Regions from separate parts of the Homo sapiens genome. Here all the other regions are linked to region 2. A link is an interaction called in ENCODE POLR2A ChIA-PET data of the cell type or tissue named here. Cell type or tissue: MCF 10A. All regions are shown on one strand. Each heading gives the region's core, and the rest is flanking DNA. Links, peaks and the distances in the headings are about the cores only. Region 1 has its middle 17 kb from the start of GAS1. Region 2 has its middle 150 kb from the start of DAPK1. Region 3 has its middle 8.3 kb from the start of CTSL.

Evidence for each region. Peaks named below come from ENCODE experiments on the same cell type or tissue, not always from the same donor. Only the 100,000 strongest peaks of a DNase experiment are listed, where the experiment ranks them.
Region 1: POLR2A ChIA-PET joins it to region 2 with 5 read pairs; 3 of 35 experiments call an interaction of 5 or more read pairs at or near these places.
Region 3: POLR2A ChIA-PET joins it to region 2 with 5 read pairs; 2 of 35 experiments call an interaction of 5 or more read pairs at or near these places.

What each region holds. Positions count from the first base shown.
Region 1 is chr9:86,927,609-86,933,708 of GRCh38, forward strand. No RefSeq gene overlaps it. Among named protein-coding and RNA genes, the nearest start is that of GAS1, 17 kb to the right of the region's middle. In MCF 10A, for the core only: no CTCF peak of the experiment used is centred there; no DNase peak of the experiment used is centred there.
Region 2 is chr9:87,341,372-87,347,471 of GRCh38, forward strand. No RefSeq gene overlaps it. Among named protein-coding and RNA genes, the nearest start is that of DAPK1, 150 kb to the right of the region's middle. In MCF 10A, for the core only: no CTCF peak of the experiment used is centred there; a DNase peak (open chromatin) is centred at 2,860.
Region 3 is chr9:87,714,779-87,720,878 of GRCh38, forward strand. No RefSeq gene overlaps it. Among named protein-coding and RNA genes, the nearest start is that of CTSL, 8.3 kb to the right of the region's middle. In MCF 10A, for the core only: no CTCF peak of the experiment used is centred there; no DNase peak of the experiment used is centred there.

The DNA.
Region 1 (6,100 bases), core at 464-5,463, 410 kb before region 2:
TATGAAACTTTCCAACACTTAGACATTGAGAGAAAATAATAGTTAAATATATGGGCTAAGTTTTAAGATAAAACACTAGACAAAGTAGAAGTATAATTTATAACTTCAAATAATTGGGGAAAGGGGGAAGGTGTGAGAAAACAGCCACAAACATCCTCAACATAATAAAAGCCATATATTACAGATCCACAGCTATTAACATGCTGAAGGGGGAAAAACTGAAAGCCTTTCCTCCAAGATCTGGAATACGACAAGGATGACCACTTTCACCATTGCTATTCAACATAGTACTGGAAGTCCCAGCTAAAGCAATCAGATAAGAGAAAGAAATAAAGGAAATCCAAATTAGAAATGAAGGAGTCAAATTATCTTTGTTTGCAGATGATATGATCTTATTATATATTCAGCAGAACCTGAAGACTCCACCATAAAACTGCTAGAGCTGTGAGCCGAGATCCCGCCACTGCACTCCAGCCTGGGCGACAGAGCGAGACTCCGTCTCAAAAAAAAACAAAAAACAAAACAAAACAAAAAACCGCTAAAGCTTATAAACAAATTCAATGAAGTTGCAGGATACAAAATCAACATACAAAACTCAGTAGCATTTCTATATGCCAACAGTGAACAATCTGAAAAAGAAGTTTAAAAACTAATCTCAATAGCACAAATAAAATTAAATGCCTAGGAATTAACCACAGAAGTGAACGAAGATCTCTATAAAGAAAACTATAAAACACTGATGAAAGAAATTGAAGAGGACACAAAAAAGTGGAAAGATATTCCTTCTTCACGGATTGGAAGAATCAATATTAAAATGTCCTTACTATCCAAAGCAATCTACAGATTCAATGAAATCCCTTTCAAAATACCAATGGCATTCTTCACAGAAAAAAAAAAAAATCCTGAAATTTATATGGAGCCACAAAAGACCCAGAATAGCGAAAACTATCCTAAGCAGAAGGAACAAACCTGGAGGAATCACATTACCTGATTTCAAATTATGCTATAGAGCTATAATAACCAAAATCACATGGCACTGGTATAAAAACAGACACATAGACCAATGGAACAAAATAAAGAACCCAGAAACAAATCCACACACCTCATTTTCAACAGAGGTGCCAAGAACATACATTGGAGAAAAGACAGTCTCTTAAATAAATTTTGCTGGGAAAACTGGATATGCATATGCAGAAGAATGAAATGAGGTTGGGCACAGTGGCTCACACCTGTAATCCTAGCACGTTGGGAGGCTGATGCCGGTGGATCATTTGAGGTCAGGAGTTTGAGACCAGCCTGGCCAATATGGTGAAACTCTGTCTCTACAAAAAAATACAAAAATTAGCAAGGCATGGTAGTAGGTACCTGTAATCCCAGCTACTCAGGAGGCTGAGGCTCGAGAATCACTTGAACCCAGGAGGCAGAGGTTGAAGTGAGCCGAGATCACACCACTTGCACTGTAGCCTCAGTGACAGAGTGAGACTCTGACTCCAAAAAAAAAACCAATTAATTAAAAAAAGAAAACTAGACCCCTATCTCTTACCATATACAAAAATCAAATAAATGGATTTAAGACTTAAATCTAAGATCTCAAACTATGAAACTATTGCAAGAAATCATTGGGGAAACTCTCCAGGACATTGGTCTGGGCAAAAATGTCTTAAGTAATATCCCACAGGCACAAGCAACCAAAGCAAACATGAACAACTGGAATCATATCAAGTTAAAAAAGTTTCTGGTTGGGTGCGGTGGCTCACACCTGTAATCCCAGAACTTTGGAAGGCCAAGGCAGGCAGATCACCTGAGGTCAGAAGTTTGAGACCAGGCTGGCCAACATGGTGAAACCCTGTCTCTACTAAAAATACAAAAATTAGCCAGGCATGGTGGCACACGCCATCATCCCAGTTACTCAGGAGGCTGAGGTGGGAGCATCACTTGAGCCCCGGAGGCAGAGGTTGCAGTGAGTCGTGATTGCACCACGGCACTCCATCCTGGGCAAGAGAAAGAGAGATTCCATCTCAAACAATAAAAAATAAATAAAAAATATAAAAAAGCTTCTGCACAGCAAAGGAAACAATCAAGAAAGTGAAGAGACAACACACAGACAGGGAGAAAATATTCGCAAACTACTCATCTGTCAAGGGATTAATAACCAGAAGTTTTAAGGAACTCAAACAACTCTGTAGGAAAAAACCTAATAATCAAAAAAATGGGCAAAAGATTTAAATAGACCTTTCTCAAAAGAAGATATACAAATGGCAAACAGGCATATGAAAAGATACTCAACATGATTGATCATCAAAGAAATGCAAATCAAACTATAATGAGATATCATCCCACCCCAGTTAAACTGGCTTATATGCAAAAGACAGGCCATAACAAATGCTGGTGAGGATGTGGAGAAAATGGAACCCTCACACACTGTTGGAGGGTATGTAAATTAGTACAACCACTATGGAGAACAGTTCAGAGGTTCCTCAAAAAACTAAAAATAGAGCTACCATTTGATCTAGAAATCCTACTGAATGATATATACCCAAAATAAAGGAAATCAGTATATTGAAGAGATATCTGCACTCCCACGTTTGTTGTAGCACTATTCACAATAGTTAAGATTTGGAAGCAACCTAAGTGTCATCATCAGATGAATGGGTAAAGAGAATGTGGTGCATATACACAATGGAGTACTATTCAGCCATAAAAAAGAATGATATCCAGTAATTTACAATAACATGGATGGAACTGGAGGTCATTATGGTAAGCGAAATAATCCAGGCACAGAAAGGCAAATATTATATGTTCTCATTTATTTGTGGGATCTAAAAATCAAAATAATTGAACTCTTGAAGATATAGGGTAGAAGGATGGTTATAAGAAACAGAGAAGGGTAGTGGGAGGGGACCAGGGGAGAAGGGGATGGTTAATACGTATAAAAAAAGTTAGAAAAAAATGATTAAGATCGAGTATTTGATAGCACAACAGGATGACTATAGCCAATAATAATTTCACTGTACATTTAAAAATAACTAAAAGAGTATAATTGGATTGTTTGTAACACAAGGGATAACTTTTCCATGATGTGATTATTATGTATTGCATGCCTACAGCGAGACTCTGCTGTCTCAAAAAAAAAAAAAACTCATGTGCCCTATAAATATATACACCTACTATGTACCCACAAAAATTAAATTTAAAAATTAATAAAACAGCAACAAGCATACATAGTCTGTCCAACAAAGGCTATCAATGGGAGATTTTTGAGAAAAAAAAACCATGAAAGCATGGCAAATTTAAAACATAAAGTAAAATGGTGAGAATGTATCAAAACAAACCAGTAACCAATAAATATAAATAGTTTTTGAATTGCTATGAAGAAATAAAAAGCTCCATTGGATTTAAAAAAATGGTACCAATCAATCAAACAAAATTCATACTACCCAACTATGTGCTCATTACAAGACCTAAATTACAAGAAGATAAATGGATTGACAAGCGATTATGGTTTGGCTCTGTGTACCCACCCAAATCTCATCGTGTACTCCCATAATTCTCACATGTTGTGGGAGGCACCCAGCGGGCGATGATTGAATCATGGGGACGGGTGTTTCCCGTATTGTTCTCATGATAGTGAATAAGTCTCACAAGATCTGATGGTTTTAAAAATGGGAGTTTCCCTGCACAAGCTCTCTCTTCTCTTGTCTGCTGCTATGTGAGACATGCCTTTTACCTTCTGCCATGATTGTGAGGCTTCCCCAGCCACATGGAACTGTAAGTCAATTAAACCTTTCTTTTTTAAATTGCCCAGTCTTGGGTATGTCTTTATCAGCAGCATGAAAATGGACTAATATAAAGAGGAAGATATTTAAAAAGCTACCACTCCCTAAAGTGGTATTAGAGGGATTGTGAGTATGATGACACAACTTATAAAGTAGAATGTACTTTTTAATTTTAATTTAAATATATAGAAAAGCTCAAAAGGTTACATGTAAATGTACTTAGATTATCTATAGGTGTTATCATTATGGGTGGCTTTTAGTGTCTTATTTTTCATTAACTGCATCTTTAAAATTTTTAATGTGTGCGTGTTACTCTCTACAAAGAAAAAGCAAAATGAAGTTTCTTCAAAAAACAGTTAACAAAATAAAAGTAGGTACAATTTTTTTTGTTTGTTTTTGTTTTTGTTTTTGTTTTTGAGAAGGAGTCTTGCTCTGTCGCCCAGGCTGGAGTGCAGTGGCATGATCTTGGCTCACTGCAACCTCCGCCTCCTGGGTTCAAGCAATTCTTCTGCCTCAACCTCCCTAGTAGCTGGGATTACAGGCACACACCACCATGCCAGGCTAATTTTTGTATTTTTAGTAGAGATGGGGTTTCATCATGTTGACCAGGCTGGTCTCCAACTCAGGTGATCCGCCCACCTTGGCCTCCCAAAGTGCTGGGATTACTGGCGTGAGCCACCACGCCCAGCCCTGATGTGACATTCTTACACAAAATAAAATTAAAGGTAAACATTATTAAAAGGGCAAAATTAAGGTTCATATTGTTAAAAAATATATTCCTCCATAAAGATAAAAGTCGTGTACCTAAATGCATTTAACACTATACCTTCAAAATATATACATAAAATCTGACAGAAATAAGAGGAAAAACTGATGGATCCATAGTGTGACAGGAAATATTAACATATCTCCTAAAGAAAATAACAGAAAAAGACATACAGAGAATTAAGATAAGTAAATTGATACACTGTTGTAAAGAAGAACTCAGACAAAATCAGAGATTACACATTTCTTTTTAATGCACCTAATATAAATTTAACATTTTATCATATTAACAGCCATACATTAAATAGCATGAAGTTGCATACAGCAGAAGTTATTAGGCTGTGTTCGTTAATCAAAAATGCTGTAAAACGAGAAAATAATACCTACAAAATTATAACATAGATAATTCTGAGGCTAAAGAGACAATCAAAATAGGAAGTACGTACTCTTTGCAAATAAATTATAATAAGGAAATAGCACATCAAAACCTGTAACCCAAAAGTTGCACAAAGGAAAAGTAACATTTAGAAATGAACTTGTTAGAGCACATGAAAAAATGAAAATAAATAAGCTAAACATTTAGCTGAGGAACCCAGGAAAATAACAGAAACATAAAGTAGAAAAATGCAATCAAGAATGGTACAGCAGAAATTATTAAGATAAGAAACAACCAATCATAGAATACATTTGATAGATGAAACTAAAAACTTGCTATTTGAAAGGACCAATAGGCTGGACACGGTGGCTCATGCCTGTAATCCCAGTCCTTTGGGAGGCCAAAGCGGGCAGATCATTTGCAGTCAGTTCAAGACCAGCCCGGCCAATATGGTGAAACCCCGTCTCTACTAAAATTACAAAAAAATTAGTTGGTAATGATGGTGAGCACCTGTAATCCCAGCTACTCAGGAGTCTGGGGCAAGAGAATCGCTTGAACCCAGGAGGCGGAGGTTGCAGTGAGCTGAGATTGTGCCACTGCACTCCAGCCCGGGCCTCACAGCGAGACTCTGTCTCAAAAAAAAGAAAAGAAAAGACCAATAATACAAGCAAAACTTCCAAAGAAAGAAGGCACATAGAAGCTTAAAAAAGAAGGAAGATATAAACACAGGATCAGAAAATGTTAAAAACTGAAAGAGAATATCTTCCACAATGTAACATTAATATATTGGAAACCTAGATAAAGTGATTTTATTTTATCTATATGAAAATATAGATCACCAACAATAGCTCAAGAATAGGGCTAGGTGCAGTGGCTCACACCTGTAATGCTAGCATTTTGGGAGGCCGAGGTGGGAGGATAGCTTGAAGTTTGAGACCAACCTGGCCAACATAGTGAGACTTCATCTCAACTAAAAATAAAAAAAATTGGCCAGGCATGGCAGCACGTGCCTGAGGTTCTAGCTACTCAGGAGACTGAGGCAGGAGGATCTCTTGAGCCTGGGAGATGGAAGCTGCAGTAAGCTGTGATTGAGTCACTGCATTCCAGCCTGCAGGGCACAGCAAGACCATGCCTCAAAAAGAAGAAGAAAAAAAAAGAAACAAAAAGAATAGAATTTCACAAT
Region 2 (6,100 bases), core at 710-5,709:
GCAGAGATTCCGGGAGACCTTTCTGACAAACAAGCGTGAGGTGTTTGCTTCTCTGCCCTGTGTTGCTTGAAGAGAATGCTGTGCCTGGCTCTTTTAACTCTAAGAACCAAGGACTCAATAAGTTGATGTGAGTGAGGGAGGCCATTGCAGGACACCAGAGAACAGCCATACTCATGAAGAGAGAGAAACCCAGATATATCCTAGAGACAGCAGATGTCTGCAGACTGTTTCCTCCTCCTGAGAAGTCCCTGGGCACCTCCCAGCCTCCCTTGCAGCTTGGTTCAGATCATGTAACTGAGTTCTAGCCAATTCCAGTCCTGATCCTTAGAAACATCCCTTCAGCTCCTGCTTCCCAGTCTTAACATCTTGGGCACCAACCATTCCAGGTGGTGTAGCTACAAGAAGGAGGCAGCCCTACTCATATTGGAATTTGCATAAGAAACAGATAAATCTTGATTATGTTAAGCCACTGAGATTTCAGGATGAATTTGTTACAGGAGCATAATCTAATCTATCCTGACTTCAGCGCAGGGCAAATTAATCACCTAGAAGGTTATTGAAAAATATATTTCCATTCTATTATAAAGATGCATGCACGCATATGTTCATTGCAACACTATTCACAATAGCAAAGACATGGAATCAACGTGAATGTCCATCAATGATAGACTGGATAAAGGAAATGTGGTACATATACACCATGGAATACTATGCAGCCATAAAAGGGAACAAGATCATGTCCTTTGCAGGGACATAGAGCTGGAAGTCGTTATTCTCAGCAAACTAACACAGGAACAGAAAACCAAACACCACATGTTCTCACTTGTAAGTGGGAGCTAAATGATGAGAACACATGGACACATTGTGGGGAACAATACAAATTAGGACCTGTGGTCAGGGAGGGAGAACATCAGGAAGAATGGTTATTGGCTGCTGGGCTTAATACCTAGGTGATGGGTTGACCTGTGCAGCCAACCACCATAGCACACGTTTACCTATGTAACAGACCTGCACATCCTGCACATGTACACTGGAACTTAAAAGTTAAAGAAAATAAGAAATAAAAATTTTTTAAAAAAGAAAGGTACTTAAATATATATAGAGAGAGATAGATTTCTAGATTGTCCTCCCTGATGAATTTCTTGGGGCACAAGAATGAGGGAACAGGCTGAATTTGAGGCAGGTACCCTAGGGCTGGTGTATGAGGTACAAAAGAAAAAGAAAAAATATCTAAGAAAGAAGCTGTATGATTTTTGTGATGGTTTGGAGGAGGCACTGGAGAAAGAGAAAAAGAAAGGAAAAAGAAAGAAAGAAAGAAAGAAAGAAAGAAAGAAAGAAAGAAAGAAAGAAAGAAAGAAAGAAAGAAAGAAAGAAAGGAAGGAAGGAAGGAAGGAAGGAAGGAAGGAAGGAAGGAAGGAAAAGAAATGGAAGGAAGGAAGGAAGGAATGGAGGGAAGGCAGGCAGGCGAAGATGACCCAAGGCTTCCAGCTCAAGAGCCTGAAAAAATAATGAGATTGTGGGAGTCTGCCAAGTTCTTTTTCGAGGGAAGGAGGAGTTTGACCTCAGGGTGCCGGTGGTGCAAGCTGGAGTGCATCTGTGCAGCTGGAAATGCCCTCTGGGATGTGAGGAAGGCAGGCTTGCCGATGAGGGACTGGGCTGGGACTCCTCCACGATGTCTGGGCTCCCCCAGCAGTGAGCACACAGAAAAAGGCCAGGAGGTGAAGGCCCGAGCACAGGGGAATGGCAGCAGCTGAGACTCCGAGAAGGTACCAGAAAAGGAGCAGGAATGAGAGTATTTGGAGCACACAGTGCCAGTGGTTACAGAAAGCAGCCACAGGGTGGGGAAGGGTCGCGAAGAGGCCCCTCGCCCAGCTTTGGTTTAACCCTACCTGCTTTTCATCCCTTGCTAACCTCATCAGCACCTCACTAACCACTTGCCCCATCTGTGCCAGGCTCCTGCCCGGAATGCCTTCTCCTTGCCTCCTCTCTCCCTAAATCAAAGCCCAGAACAAGCTCTGCTCCCATCCTTGAATTCTGGATAGCCCTCATGGTGCCGTCTCTGGACTGACACAGGTTTTGTCTCGGTGGTTAATTTCTGTCTTTCCCGGTAAAAGGGAGAGGAAAACACCTTTACAAATTTATATTCTGCTTTTAGCCAAATAGGAGAAGGGAAGAGAGCTTTTCTTGTATCTGCTTCCTCTCCACTGTCTTCAGCTCAATATAATCCTTATGCCAAAATGGCATAATTGGGTGTGGAATATTTTGCTGCCCTACACAGGGAAGAGTGTGCTCTTGGGCAAGGCAGCTGTCTGTAGCTGAGGCCACCCAGAAGGAACCAAGAGCTGAGAACTGTCCGCCGACATCACCTCCAGTAGCACGGGCAGCAGGTCCTCTGTGAATGGGGATGTGGGTGGTGCATCTCCAGCCCACTATACATCCCCTCCATTTGTTATCCAGTGCTTTGAATTTTAGGATCTCAGCTCACATGAGTGAAGCTGATATTTTGTCCTGGCTTCCCAGGGAGTCTCCAGCGGTGACTCCTTTCCTGGGTTGTGTGACCAATAACCCGGTCCAGCTCACCATTCCCTAAAGGGCTTCCATCTTCATCCAGCAGCCAGCAGGGCTCCTCCAGCAGCTCCTGGCTTATTCCAAGTAAGTACTGGGTGGGAATAATGAAACTGCCCAAGTTTGTCAACAAGTCCCAGGCTGCAAGTCTGGGGCAGATGGAGTTACTTGCTAAGCAGAGTAGGTATACGAGGGAGAGGGAGGAAACCTTTCTTCTTCCAAGCCCAAGCCCTGGGAGGGCTGAGCTGAACTAGAAATGACAAGCACTCTGGTCATGTCTGAACATGCACAGATGGAATTTTAAGCACATAAAATGTTGAAGCACTAGTGCCAAAAGCCAGCTTTAGCAACAGATTTCTGCTGGCCCTCTGAGGGCAACAGGAACAGGTGAGCCAATGTCTCAGCAACGTGATGTCTGTCTACTCTTGTGCCTGGAGGAATGTGGCTCCTTAGAAAGCACCCGTGGAAATTTCTTCATGTGAGGAAGATGATACAGGGGATGAGAGAAAAGCCTAATGTCCTTTGCAGTTGGTCCCTCTCAGCCCATCCAAATCTAAGACAGAGACTCTTATTTCCTTCCCCATGGCCCTCTCTAGGTGTCTAGACCCAGACTCCACTCTCCATCTGGGGAAAATGGAAGCAGAGACTCTACACTTGGGTTAAGTCAAATGAGGACTAAAAAGGCTCAGAGTCCAAACATGTGACATTCCTGCTGAACAGATATCAAAATGAGCTGTGAAGTTGTGACCGTTATCAAAATGCGGTCCTCACCAGAAGCCAATGGGAAGTGTGATCACATTGTTCCACTACACAGGTGGCTATCAGATGCTTCTTAGCTCCTACATGGATGCTGGTGATTGACGATGTTGGCTCGAGGGGGAGGCTGGTGATTTTGAGTTTTGATGGCACTCCTATACGTAGGGTTCACTAGGGCCTCATGCTTTCCCTACAGACCTTACGAAGTTCTCTCCTTTTCCACTTCTCTGTCCAGGAAGTTTGCTTGTTTGGTTTTTGTGGGGTTTTTTCCCCCTAGTGGAAAGAAGAAGAGGAAACCCTGGTTCCCATATTATTTGTGTTCTCTCAAATCTACTGTGTTGCCCACGATGCACAAGACTGTTGCCCTCTTTATTTTGTATATCATTCTAAGAGCCTCTTCTTTGAAAACATGAAAGTTAAGGGGAAAAACATCATTTCCCTCTGGCTCTGGCCTCATCTTTCTGTGCAGTGGTGGTATTGGATGCCCCAGCTGTTTCTCAAATTAGGCAGCAGTGGGAAGGGGGCACATAGTAATGGGGACTCTGGGGGAAAAGCACATCCATTAACTTGAAAAGAGGATCCTGGCTGCATGCAGTGGCTCATGCCTGTAATTCCAGAACTTTGGGAGGCCAAGGTAGGAGGATTGCTTGAGCCCAAGAGTTTGAGACCAGCCTGTGGAGCACAGCAAGACCCCACCTCTACACTTTTTTTTTTAATTAGTAGGGCATGGTGGTGTGCTCCTGTAGTCCTAGCTACTTGGGAGGCTAAGGCAGTAGTATCGCTTGAGCTCCGAAGTTCGAGGGGAAGTGAGCTATGATCACACCACTGTACTTCCAGCCTAGACAATAGAACCAGACCCTATGTCTAAAAACAAACAAACAAACAAAACCATGAAGAGAGAATCCCACCACTTTGAAAATGTCTGAGTCAGTAATTGTCATATACCTCTCTGCATAGTTCCCAAAATAACAGTCATTTTAGACCAATCAGGATTTTCTTTGCACAGCCTATCCTAGCCTGAGGAGAGCCTCCAAGAAGGGCCCTACATCCTATCAGTCACCAAGGTGACTCGCCGCCATCTTGAAGGTTCTCCAACATGGAGTCTTGTGCCCCAGGTGTGAGTGGACAAGGGTCACCCTGCTGACCTTGTTGCCACAGCAGAAAGGAGTGGCTCCAGGAAGGAGCTGACCCAGGGAAATTTGGACCCAGTCACAGACCGTGCAGGGGGGGCCACAAATATGCTCTCTTTCTCCCCTCAGCTGAACACCATTGAATCTCTTCTCTTTAGCATTAAAGAATAATAATAAATAAAAGCAAAACAATTCTTCAGTGGAAGATGCACAGCCTAAACTAAATTAAAATTGCACCTCTGTCCCCAGCTTTACCTTGGTGCATTTACTTTAACTCTCTAAATCTTTGTGTTCTGCAAAACAGAGCTGCTAATCCCAGCTACACAGAGTCAATTCCAACAGTGAATGCAGTGCTGGCTCTTTTCCCCCACGCATATGGGAAAGGACACATGGGTTGTTCTGTCAGAGCGTGACTCTTAAATTAACCACTCACCAACTGCTGCCCCACTTTACAACCAAACAATGCCATCCACCCACACTGTCAACCTTCTGAGGGCAAACTGAAACCATAGCAAAGCTCACAAACCAAGAAATAGCTCCTGATTCCTTTTCCAAAGTCAAAAAAAAAAAAAAATTGCAGGCTTGCTTCCCCCTCCTGCATGTCCCCAGACGGTGCACAATGTACCGGCTCTCAGTTGCCTTGCCTCCCACTTCTCTGCTCCTCCAGCACAGCTCCTGCCTCTTCCTGGCTCTTTGTTTGAGAGGTTTCCCGTTTTCTCTACATTGTAGTATGCAGTGCATTGGGAGCAAAGAATGTGCCCTTTTGTGCCATGCTAAGTACCTAGAACATTGTAAAGAACTTCTTAAATTATAAAACCCAGAGTGGTCCAGGAAAATGTGTAAGAAATTCTGGTTCCATGAGCAGATTTATGCGTTTACCTTTCTCTGAGCTTGTCTCTTATTCTGGTGTACTTTTAAAAGGAAGACACATTGGGGCTCCAAGGGACACACAAGCAAGTGTATATAGGTATACACTTGTACATCTGTTGGCAGAGGAAAGCCATCTCTCAATATCCATCACCAGGTGATTTCACTAAGTCTCCTGATAAATAATCACAGGAACAGTTGTATCATTTCCCACTTACTATCACCAGAGTACCTTGAGGTATTTGAGTAATTGACCTCTGTAAGGGCAGGTATAGCATCTCATTCCTCTTTGCATCCCACTTTCATTGCACTGTGCCTGGCACACAGTAAGCACACAAAACACTATGGTTGAATTGAATGAGCCATAATATAACTTGCCATAGTGCACTGTACTTAGAATGTTCACATATGGATTGAGTGGCTAAGCACAGTTGGTAGAAATACTGTTATTGCTCTCCAGCTGGGAGCAGCTTTAAGTGGCCCAACTTGAGAAGTGATTTTGTGCCTTCACTTTTGAAAGTAGAGGGAATGTCTCCGAGAAGGAGAAAAAAGAAAAGAGAAATAGCAGATGATAATAAATACAGGAGAGCCACATACCCACAGAGGGGACATTGTCTACAGAGTTTGAGGGACAAATCGAATATCCTTGCCTGAGACTTCTGTGAAATACCAAAATTGTTCCATCCCTGGAAGAAAGGAGCCTGAATATTTTATATGTCAAAGATATTGTACCAGGCTGGTGTGCATCTATAGTCCCAGCTACCCAGGAGGTTGAGGTGGGA
Region 3 (6,100 bases), core at 344-5,343, 370 kb after region 2:
CCTTTTGCTGAGAAGGCACCCTTCCCAGTGCTCTGGGCCATTCTCTGTGTGGTTCCATTGCTATCCCGCTCCAGGTACCAAAGGATTTGGCCTCCAAACTCTGCTGCCCACCTTGGTGGTTGGACACATACTCCTGGAGGACCTGGAGTCAAAACAAGCCACATACATCCTGCTGACATGGAGAACAGCCAGCTACTGAGCAAACATGCAACACTGGTGATATTGTGCAATGTTCCCAGCTGTGAATTTATCTCATTGTTTTCACCCAGTGACATTTTTATCTTATCCCTCCATAAGCCAGGCAAAAGTACACTAAACGCTTGAATAGATTCTCTCTTGTCATTTTGGAATTACTATTTTCATTTTTTATTTGAAAATGAGAAATAAAAAGGAATCTTATAACTTCTCTCTGCCCCTTAAAGCTATTTTCAATAAAGAGTAGCTTTTTTTTTTTTTTTTTTGTGAAATGGAGTCTTGCTCTGTCACTCTGTCGCCAGGCTGGTGTGCAGTGGTGCGATCTCGGCTTACTGCAACCTCTGCCTCCCAGGTTCAAGTGATTCTCCTGCCTCAGGCTCCTGAGTAGCAGGGACTACAGGCACGCACCACCACACCTGGCTAATTTTTGTATTTTTAGTAGAGACGGGGTTTTACCATGTTGGCCAGGATGGTCTCGATCTCTTGACCTCATGATCCGCCCACTTTGGCCTCCCAAAGTGCTGGGATTACAGGCATGAGCCACCGTGCCTGGCCGCCTTTTTTTTTTTTTTTTTTTTTTTTTAACTGACTCTTAAACCTTGAGACGCCTTGCTATTGCCAGTGGTTCCCACACTTTGGGAATGTTATGAAATAGCAAACTTTTATAAAGAACATGGAGGACTGACACTCTGACACTTTGTTTTGCAAAGAACACAGAAACTACAATAACTATCCAATGCTGTCACCAATCATAGTGCCCCAAAAGAAAGAGAAGGAAAGAAAGAAATTAATAAATAGAGAAAAAAATTCCAAATGAAAAAAATTAAAGCAGCAAGGAAGGGCGGGGCACGGTGGCTCACGCCTGTAATCCCATTACTTTGGGAGGTCGAGGCGGGTAGATCACTTGAGGCCAGGAGTTCAAGACCAGCCTGGCCAACATGGCGAAACCTTGTCTCTACTAAAAATACAAATATTAGCCAGGCATGGTGGCACGCTCCTGTAATCCCAGCTACCGGGGAGGCTGAGGCACGAGAATCACTTGAACCCGGGAGGCAGAGGCTGGAGTGAGCCGAGATTGTGCCACTGCACTCCAGCCTGGGCAACAGAGCAAGACAGAGCAAAAAAAAAAAAAAAAAAAAAAAAAAAAAGCAGCAAGGAAGGCAAGGAAGGAAGGAAACAAAAGAGAGAGAGAAAGTGGGAAGGTTACAGTCCTAGAATAATTAACATTCCTTTCAATGGAATAACTTAATCTTAGGGGAAAAAAATTACCCAGTGCTCTTCATTTTTCTCCATTTCCCTGGAATTGTGAAAAGTTCACCATGGGCAACATGACTCTAAAGGTTTATTGCTGTGTTTTGTTTGCTCAGGAGCCTTTGCTCTTTGCTATGCATAGAAGTTCAGGAAAAGCCCTCAGGCCCCGTCTCATGACATATTTCATGACAATGTTTATTCCATCCCCTGAACACTGAAACTTACCCAAGGTCCCTGCGGGAGGGCCACACTTTAGGAAGCACAGTATTTCTGGTTGCTCTTAACATAGGGGCATAGGATCCAACAGTCAGGAGGAAATGGGATGTCTCGAAGTTCAGCCAGAGCATCACCCGCCATGAAATATGAGGGTCAGTCGGTCTCCGCTCAAATGGTCCCAGAGATGGAGGATTGGAAAAGCAGATTTTAATTCCTACGTGAGCTGACACTTACCACCTGTATTTCTCATCCCTTGTTCTGTCTTCCAGGCTATAAAGACGCCTTGAATCCTCCTCCACGATACCCGCCCCACTATTTGTTGGCACAGCTATGATGCTGCTTATGGATTGTTTTCACTCCTAAAGACAGTGGCGCAAGGCAAGGTGACCTGGAGCGAGGCCATCCTGAGTGCCCACCCAGCTTCCCAGGAGCCTGTTGGAATTTGGAAGGACATTTGCCTCTGTTTATAAAGACTGGCTTTTTGCTGAAAGCCAGGGTCTCAAAAATTTTGTTTTATTAATAGAAGCTAAACCCCAAACATTTGGCTCTTTTTCATTCCATTTCCCCTTTCACAATCTTAACTATTCCCAAGACAATGGATACCTCTGCCTGTATCAAGGGCAGATTGTCAATAAGAAAGTCAACAGGAAATAAACATTATTATTTCAAAAATACTATCCTTATCCATTTTAAATTAAGGGGCTAGGAGAAAAGGATATGAGGATTTACTGTTGAATGGGTTAGGAGTTTCAGTTTGGGATGAAGAGAAAGTTCTGGAGATGGATGGCGGTGATGGTGGCACAACAATGCGATGAACTTCATGCCGCTCTCAAAAATAGTGAAAATGGTCAAGTTTATGTTACGTCTATTTTACTATAATAAAAAAAAAATTTTGGTTTTCAGTGGGCAGGTGAATAAGGAGACCCTCTTGCCACCTCTTGGCAAGAGCAAGAAAGGAGATTGGAATATCAGCAGTGTGAGCTCTTCCAAGGGCAGTGGTGACAGCCTGGGAGACTGGTCAGCGTAGCAAGGGCAGGTGCAGGTCCCTGGTCCTAGAATGTGAGTGTGGCAAGCCAGCCTTAACTTCTGCCTGCCTAGGAGGCATCCTAGGAGGTGAGCCTTAGTGAGCAGGGGTGAGCTCTGTTTGTCCTGTATGCAGCAGCAGATTATCTGTCTGCTCATGCAGACTATGTAGATTGCTCAGAGTTGCTAGAGGGAGGGCCTGTGGGGCCTGAACTTCAGCCTGCACTCAGCTCATCAAGCCATGGGCTCTCTCAGGGCCATGTCTGTCCAACCCTTGCAAAGCCTCTGGATGGGTGATCCTGGGCACTAAACCTTGACCATTCTAAAATACTATTTGGCACAGCCTGGATGAGGTCTGTACATAGAGTGTGTAGATCCCTCAAGTTCCCTGAACACTCCGCCATGCAAGTGATGCAGAGAAGTCAGCTAGGAGGAAGACAAGGTGTGGGGAAGAACAGCACCAGCCAGGAAGCATCATCCCAAATCTGAGTTCATGAGGCTGATGAAGAGAATGTCCACACCATTAAAGAGATTCTAGCATTCCTTTTCTATGTTTGTCAACCTTTGTCCTTGTTAGTGCCTGAATAAAACTGAACATGAGAATGTGGCCATGGGAATTATAGTATAGGCCTAAGGAGAGGTTGTAAACTTCAGGCTTCATCAACACTTGACCATTTCCTCCCATTTTCTGGGAACTAATTAGCCCCTTTCTGTTTCACCCATGCAGTACCCCGGCTATTGGGCTTCATTACTCCAGTATGCTTTCCAGAACTATCATATTCCTTTAATCTTCTTGAAATAAATTTGGCTTGGATCGCACTCCCCTAAATCTAGTCTCTTTCATTGTCCAGGGAGCCACCCCTCCTCCCATGGTTGTGCAAGTGTCTCGGGGTCTTCTGAGCAGTCTGCGTTTGCTGCCTTTGGTCATCCCAACCTGTCTGACCTGCCTTCTCACCCTCCATGCAAGCCTGAGTGTGGGAATATTCCAGAGCCCACATGCTCTAAGCTCAGCCATCCCAGGTATGAGTGCAAGGAGGCTACAGCCCTCAGCCTCTTGCAGAAAACCCCTGTTGCTCCCCAAGTTTGGGAGGTGACTCTTCTCTCCTCTTTCTCCAACTCCACCAAGCTATGGACAATTAATTCCTTGATGACACTGACCTCTAGGTTCATAAGAGAGGTTTTCAGACTGGCTCCAGGAATTGAGAAAATCTTTTCCTCTCTCTTCAGCCTTGGCTTTTGGATCATTGTGAACTCAGAAATCTATCGGGAAAGTCTAATTCTGAACACTGATTCTTTTTTCTCTTTACATTCCTATTGTTAAAATTCTGATTATCTGTGAGAAAACAATATCCCTGTCTGTATAGGGGTGATGTCCTTGAAAAGGGAACACAAAAAAGGAAAAAAAATCATATTTGCACAATAAAGTATCACCCCCCTTGTGTTATATACACCACAGGTCTGCAGGCATGAGACTGAGGTCAGACTGTGAGTATTCTCCCCTCCATCCCACCCTCCACCTGCTCTGTGACCTGCGTCAGAACCCCAGGGACAAGATAAGATTTCTCCAAAACTCAATGGAGAGTCACAGAAAACAGGAAGTGCTTTTGAGGAAGTTTTGAATGGAAGCAGGAGGTGAGAGTTGGGAACTGTATGCTGGGAAATGACCTCTCGGCTGGGACTCTTGGGAGGGTGTGATGTCTTGGTTGCTGCTCCTGTGAACTGTGGAGAAGGTCAGGTTTAGCGTAAACTGTCCCCTGTGGTCCTCCTGCAATTCTCCTAATGACTGTCAGCCCTCAGTACCAGGGTCCCATACACCCCTGCAGCACTGCATCCCCATTTGTTGGAGTTCCACCTCCTGAGACCAAATCCTGGCTTCCTCACTGACTAGCCCTGTGCCCTTGGGCAAGCTCCGTAACCTCTCTAACCTCACTGTACTCATCTGTAAAATGGGGATGAGGGTTATTCTGATAATCAAATGCCATAATACACAACAAGGCGAATGTGGTGCTTGGCACGTAAGTCAGCAGTGTGTTCCCAGTTGACCACTGGTTTCAGGAGGCCAACAAGGACAGTGGGATTTTAGGTGAGTCTTTGGGTATTTTCCCCCCATTTGTCTTGCTTATCTGTATTATCTATGTTTTTCATAATGATCACTTGTTTTATTTGTTTTTCACCTAAAAAATTATTGAAAAATAACAGATGAAACTGCTGGAAGGATAAAAGGCTAAGGTCCTCTGAGAATCCTTGAAAACGGCCACCAGCAAGTTATTCATTAGAAATTTCAAAGGGAAATTTCCAAACCAAGCCACCTCAATGACAGGCTTAGTGCTCTAGGAACAAGGTGGAGGGGATGTGGGCCATTATTGTTTATAAGCCAGAGAGATGGTGGGTTACTTGCTCTATCTGGTAATTAAACATTCACATATTCTACATTTTTTAAATAAATCAATGCCTTTTTCATCAAATTACGAACAGGCCAGGACACTGAAGTTTGAAGGCAAATGTTCATTCCTGTCTGCTCCACATCTGGCTTTCCAGGACAACACAATGGTCAGTCCACTAAAAGTCAAGGAAGTCCTGATTTTTCTGGCTAGAAATCAAGAAAAGTCATTTTTTGATGTGCTTATTATGTTTCTGAGAATATGCAAGAGAAGAAGGAGAAAAACACAAGCCTTCCAGATGGGCCACTGCCGGTTAAGCTTGCATTTTAGGGAGAGGTGATGCCCACCTTTAACCTCTTTCGAGGCATCACACACTTTTGGGCTCAACAACCAAAAAACAACAGGGGAGAAAGCAATGATGATGGGAGCTGTTTTGGCTGAGAAACTCCAAGGGCCCAGGAGCTCCTTCACCCTACATCAAACCATGGAAAAGAGCTCACCAGAGATAGTGGGTTGGCATAGCTCCAGATCATGCTTATGGCCCTATATCCCTAATCCATCTCTCTCTGCTCTGTCCTAAGACTTCAGTTGACTGGCCTTCCCCAGGTCTCAAGGGCTTGTCACATTCTTCATTACTTTTCTGTGTTTTTCGACAATTCTATCTAACATCTTCAGTAATATGTGTTAAGGTATGGCTCTCATAAGAGTGTTTCAATGATTCAGGGGCACTCTAACCTTCCAAAACATTTGTAAGAAGAATAGTAGCTGTGTGCTTGGAACTGCCTTCTAAGCACTACCTAACCTATCTGCTTCAATCTTCTCAATACCCACATTTTTAATTCCCCTTTACAAGTGAGGAAGTGCAGGCTCTATACATTTAAGTGTCTCACCCAAAGTGACATGGTTGTCAAAAACTGAACTATGACTTGAACTCCAAATTATTTAATTCCAAAATAAGCGGACTTAATTACTCTTTACTTGTGTACTTGATTATTGCCTGTGTCTGCCTGTCAGCCATCATGCTCACCACTCAC